Linked DNA regions of Homo sapiens: region 2 is linked to region 1. Evidence: chromatin contacts called from ENCODE Hi-C or POLR2A ChIA-PET data. All regions are on one chromosome and are shown on one strand. The core of a region is the stretch at or near the end of the contact, and the rest is flanking DNA. Distances in the headings are between cores, read along the strand shown. Region 1 holds the start of MID1IP1-AS1 (MID1IP1 antisense RNA 1). Region 2 holds the start of MIR222HG (miR222/221 cluster host gene).

The links. Hi-C counts contacts between places; a loop is a spot of excess contacts on that map. ChIA-PET counts read pairs that join two places held with the same protein, here RNA polymerase II (POLR2A). Pooled maps may share reads with other maps.
Region 2: a map of CD4-positive, alpha-beta T cell shows a loop between it and region 1 (11-fold over the local background). The contact joins the promoter of MIR222HG here to the promoter of MID1IP1-AS1 in region 1. A Hi-C loop is called at or near these places in 1 of 168 maps with a recorded cell type or tissue (CD4-positive, alpha-beta T cell) and 3 of 50 pooled maps. POLR2A ChIA-PET finds 5 or more read pairs at or near these places in 2 of 52 experiments (activated CD4-positive, alpha-beta T cell and activated CD8-positive, alpha-beta memory T cell).

What each region holds. Positions count from the first base shown.
Region 1 is chrX:38,802,467-38,805,280 of GRCh38, forward strand. MID1IP1-AS1 (MID1IP1 antisense RNA 1) reads right to left here and starts at 1,417. Exons shown (of 2, transcript NR_046706.1): 1 at 1,267-1,417. It overlaps MID1IP1 (MID1 interacting protein 1), which reads left to right. Exons shown (of 3, transcript NM_021242.6): 2 at 69-1,947; 3 at 2,217-2,814. The coding sequence starts at 2,481. RefSeq lists enhancers at 44-885, 886-1,727 and a silencer at 1,530-1,749.
Region 2 is chrX:45,768,990-45,771,689 of GRCh38, forward strand. MIR222HG (miR222/221 cluster host gene) reads right to left here and starts at 1,278. Exons shown (of 2, transcript NR_170290.1): 1 at 1,096-1,278; 2 at 1-963.

The DNA of each region.
Region 1 (2,814 bases), core at 167-2,666:
TCCTCAGACTTAGGTCTGTCTCCAAGGGTCACTGACTTTGTTTTGTTTTGTTTGTTTTTTGTCAACAGATTAGTCCTTGTGGCACCAAGTCAGAATTTCATTCAAAAGACAATTAGGAAGATGGTTTTCTATGGAAAATATTTAAGTGTAGGTCTTAATGTGAAAGAAAGAGGGAGAGAAAGAAACCCCTTTATTATGTTCTCCCTTCCTTAGGCATTTTTTGTCCCGTGGGAAAAAACTGTACTAGGGACAGAGACCTCTGTTAAGTTTTAGAGAAAAGGGATCTTTTTTTTTTTTATTTGAGACAGAGTCTTGCTCTGTCGCCCAGGCTGGAGTGCAGTGGCACGATCTCGGCTCACTGCAACTCCGCCTCCTGGGTTCAAGCAATTCTCCTGCTTCATCCTCCCGAGTAGCTGGGATTACAGGCGCTGGCCACCACGCCCGGCTAATTTTTGTATTTTTAGTAGAGACCGGGTTTCACCATGTTGGCCAGGCTAGTCTGGAACCCCTGACTTTGTGATCCGCCCGCCTCGGCCTCCCAAAGTGCTGGGATTACAGGCGTGAGCCACCGTTTCAGGCCGAGAAAAGGGATTTAAAATGAGAAGCTTGAATCTTATTGAACATAATTGTAGGACTGCCAGAGAGGACTGGTGGATGAGGAATATGGCAAGGGACATGAGATGGGAAAAATTAAATAGGCTGTGGTTTGGAAGTCTCAAAGTGAAATTCAAGGTGCAAGGCTCTTAAAAGTTAAATCCAGCGATTCGGTACATAGCTTAGGCCCTATTAAATGACCCAGTGCTTTAAGAACTATCTTTTGAAAGGAACACTTCACACAAGCACCCTCAAAAATAATTAGACACCTCCCCATTTCTCTGTTAAATGGTGAAAGACACCCAAGACTAGACCTAACTACTGTCACCCTCTCCTGGCCTCTTGGCAGCCAAAAGGCCACATGGCCCAGGCTCTCCAGCATCACTGTGTAGCCGACTTGGACAAAAATGGACTTCTCCCCATTGCCACTTGCAGATCTCTTCAAAGAATCAGCAGATCTGATAGTGTGCCCCTCTTCATCCCCGGCAACCACTGTTAAAGGAAAGATTGGGAAAGATCCCACCCCGCCAGGAGGGAGGCAAAAGCCTCTGACGCTCCCCTCCCCCCATAGCTGACCAAGGCCAGGGCCACTGCGGGAGCACCGCGCGTCCACGTGCACCCAGCATGCCCGGTCACCCTTTATTACGTAAGAGTCCCAGGATGGAGTTGTACCTGCTGCCGGCCCCTCTTCCCCGACGGCTAATAATAAACCCGGGTTCCTGTTTCCCGGCCGCGGCCACTCCAGATTCGGGGCTGAGGGGCTCACTCTGCAACCAAGGCACGTGCATTCTGGTCATCCCACGCGGGGAGCGCGCGCAAGGCCCGCCCAGCCCCCACATGCCAGCCCCACCCTCCAGTCGGTCCGGACGCCGACGCCTTTTTGACCCTCGCTGTGCCCGGCCCTCCTCATCTGGCCTGCCCAGGGCTTGGTGCTGGCGGGGTCCAGCTGCTCCAATCCCTCCTCCTCTGCTCTGCCCTGCCCTGCCCTGGCCTGCCCCGGCGCCCTCCCTCAGCCCGGGTATCAGGCGAGAGGCGGAGCTGGCCCGGCGCGCCCCGCCCCCGCTGTAGAAAGGGCCGGGCGAGTGTTACTCGCGGTCATCCCGGCCTGGGCCTTTTATCTCGGTGCTGCCGGGGGAGGCGGGAGGAGGAGACACCAGGGGTGGCCCTGAGCGCCGGCGACACCTTTCCTGGACTATAAATTGAGCACCTGGGATGGGTAGGGGGCCAACGCAGTCACCGCCGTCCGCAGTCACAGTCCAGCCACTGACCGCAGCAGCGCCCTTGCGTAGCAGCCGCTTGCAGCGAGAACACTGAATTGCCAACGAGCAGGAGAGTCTCAAGGCGCAAGAGGAGGTGGGTGCCCACGCCCCATCGCTGCCCCGGCCAGCTTGGTTGCTTGAGCTCAGGCTTTTCGGAGGGAGAAGTTGTGGTGGTGGGGGGACACCCTTCTCCCCGCGGCCGTAGGTGGGCGAGGAGGTGGGACTGCCCAGCCGCGGGGAGCCACCCAGGCGCCGTCCCGGACGAGCTGTAGCCAGAGAAGGGGGTGCGCGCGGGCAAGGGCGCCAGGCCCCCTAGCAGGGTGAATAATCTAATCTGTTCTTTCGTCTCCGTGTATCAAACAGGCCAGGGCTCGACCCACAGAGCACCCTCAGCCATCGCGAGTTTCCGGGCGCCAAAGCCAGGAGAAGCCGCCCATCCCGCAGGGCCGGTCTGCCAGCGAGACGAGAGTTGGCGAGGGCGGAGGAGTGCCGGGAATCCCGCCACACCGGCTATAGCCAGGCCCCCAGCGCGGGCCTTGGAGAGCGCGTGAAGGCGGGCATCCCCTTGACCCGGCCGACCATCCCCGTGCCCCTGCGTCCCTGCGCTCCAACGTCCGCGCGGCCACCATGATGCAAATCTGCGACACCTACAACCAGAAGCACTCGCTCTTTAACGCCATGAATCGCTTCATTGGCGCCGTGAACAACATGGACCAGACGGTGATGGTGCCCAGCTTGCTGCGCGACGTGCCCCTGGCTGACCCCGGGTTAGACAACGATGTTGGCGTGGAGGTAGGCGGCAGTGGCGGCTGCCTGGAGGAGCGCACGCCCCCAGTCCCCGACTCGGGAAGCGCCAATGGCAGCTTTTTCGCGCCCTCTCGGGACATGTACAGCCACTACGTGCTTCTCAAGTCCATCCGCAACGACATCGAGTGGGGGGTCCTGCACCAGCCGCCTCCAC
Region 2 (2,700 bases), core at 28-2,527, 7.0 Mb after region 1:
CTGTTGTATATAACACGGGTATTCAAAGCTTTATTGTCTTTTTCTAGAACCCTTTAACATAAAGGCAGCTCAGATTCAAGATTAGAAAACTGAATTCAACAGGCAGGAACACGCATACGAAACCAGTAAGAACTACTAATCACGACCTCTCAAAATGTCATGAACCATATAGATAGAAATAACCCCCCTTTTGCTGTACTAATGTAATCCAATAGAACAAACTTAAAATTCGTGACACAAATGTAAGAAACAAAAAACAAAAATCTATTGCCATTGTAATCTACCCTTCCCAATCAGGAGAGGTGTTTCCGACGCATTACTTGAACTTTCATTTTGTACAACTTTCATCTTGTAAGGTTCTAACTAAATACTTGACATCTTAATGCAGAGGAAAGGAAAGGAGGGCAAGTAGACTAATTCTGAAAGCATCCCTTCAAATTTCATACATGCTATTCAGACTAAATGGAAATCTACATCCATGGAAAGTTAATGTCGCAATTCTACTAAACAGCCCATTCTGATTTTATGTTTCTCCTCCACTAACAAGAAAAAATAAAACAACCAAATCTAGCTGTATTACATATGTTTAGCTAAACTGATAGCACTCAGCTCATTTTTGTTAATTACCTGGCTTCTTCTCAGTCTTTATGCGGTATTCTCGTGCTGCTCTTTTTTAGAACTCCTCACTGTTTATGTGTTCTCTGTTCAACACAGTTGTTAGGGGTCTGTGAACAATTTTTCAATTCCCACACACGCATATGATATCTATTAGGGAGCAATGCCACTTTTCACTTACCAATTCTGGATAAAGGAGTATTTCCTGGTGACAGAATGCTGCTGCTTCCGTTCACTAAAACTCCCTCTTCGCAGCTTGATAAATCTGATTATAAAACGTCTTTGTTCCAGATCACACGAGGCGCTTTTCCTACAAAAGTTTTCTAAAGAGTTATCTGCATTTCATTCCTGTGACAAAACAAATCAGAACAAGGGGGGTGGGGGGGGGAACAGGGAATAAGTCCACACAAGTTCCTGGCAAAGATTTTAAGCTGCATTTTTCTGAGTTTAATCAGTAACCTATATTAAAGTGACAGTTACCAGTTCAGGAAGCCTAGAGTTTGATCAAGTCGGTCACAACCACTTTGAGAGTCTTCCACTGGTGTGCGGACTCCAAGAAAGCAGTCACTTGGTCATCTATCACATGTGGCTGAATCACTGGACAGACCACCCCCGCCCCACACACCCCCAGCCCCCGTTGAGCAGCAGCCCAGGCAGGAGAGTGGCCGGACGCCCGACCCAAGACCTCTTATAGGGACCCGCCAATTAGCTGCTGACCAATCGCAGCCAGCACCTAGTACCTAAGTCACATGATAGGGCAGTCCCTATGACTGCAGGATTTCTGAATTACTGGGGTTACACAAAGGACACTCATTCAGGAAAAGAGAAAAAAAGCCATAAGCCGAAACAGAAAACGCCCAGGCTGCGACAACTACGGCTTTAAAACAGGGAACACCCCAGCCTCACACAGACAGAGAAAGAGCCACAACCAAGCCAGGATGAAAATCAGAAGAATGTCTGGCACATATTAAAAAATAATCCCAAAGCAGACGCTGAGTTTACAAACCCACTTCAGCTATAAATCTACTCCTCCTTCCCCTTCCTCTATAGTCTCCAATAATTTTACATTCTAAACTTTTTTATTTTAAAAAGCTCCAGTGAGCCTCTGCAAAACCGCTGTAAGAAAATGTGCGAGACACATGAGCCTCTCTTCCCATCCCCTCAAAATACCCCTGAAGGAGATTCAAATTGGCCATGAAAAGATTCCTAAGTGAAATACATTTCTTTTAAAATAGTTAAATAAATTAAGTGAAATTAAACATTGCCAGAACAGATTCGTATGGTAACTAACAAATCATCTCTCTCTCAATCATTTTAAACTGTACACATCAAGGACACTCTTGTTAAGTAAACGAGCCCACTTTGTGAACTAGATACCCATTTATTTTTATTTGAATGCCCCCAATTTGTCTCTTAAACACCTTTTATGTTTAGGAAGAAATTCAACTGCGAACACCCCTACCATTGCTCCGACCTCCAAAAATGGTACTTACAAATGTTCCTTGTTTGGATCTGTCGACTTCTTCTCCCCTCCCCCGACATTTGGAGTCAAAATATGGGCTCAACCTCATCCTTCAAACCTAAAGGCCCTATTTTGATCGTGCAAGACTGCAACAGCTCCTTCTCCCAGGCAAGCCCAGAACACTGTGCCGCTTGCCATTCCCAATTTATGGAAGGAAGTGTATGTCAAACAAACCAGGTGATGACTCAGACTGCCTCCTCCAGCCACGTTTTCCCTAGAATGGGAGGGTAGTTTAAGTGCAGCCCATTTGGATGTGACTCAGTTTTATTAGACTGGTGGCTGTAGCTAAGCTGACAAGCTCACATTTTTTTTAAATAACTTGTACATTTAGAGATCAGGACGCACATTCCAACTGGTTTCAAGAATTGAATCATGTAAACAGGAGAGATGCAAGATTATTTTTAAGGTATGGCAACGCTCTGGCTCTGTTCCCTAATATTTTAAATTTCAGAACTGTGCACTGAAATTTTTACAATGGAGGCAACCAAACGTTTTAATTCACACAAGAGTAGCAAACAGGTTTTCTACATTTAGGTTTACTTGAGGTCTTTACCATGAGGGAC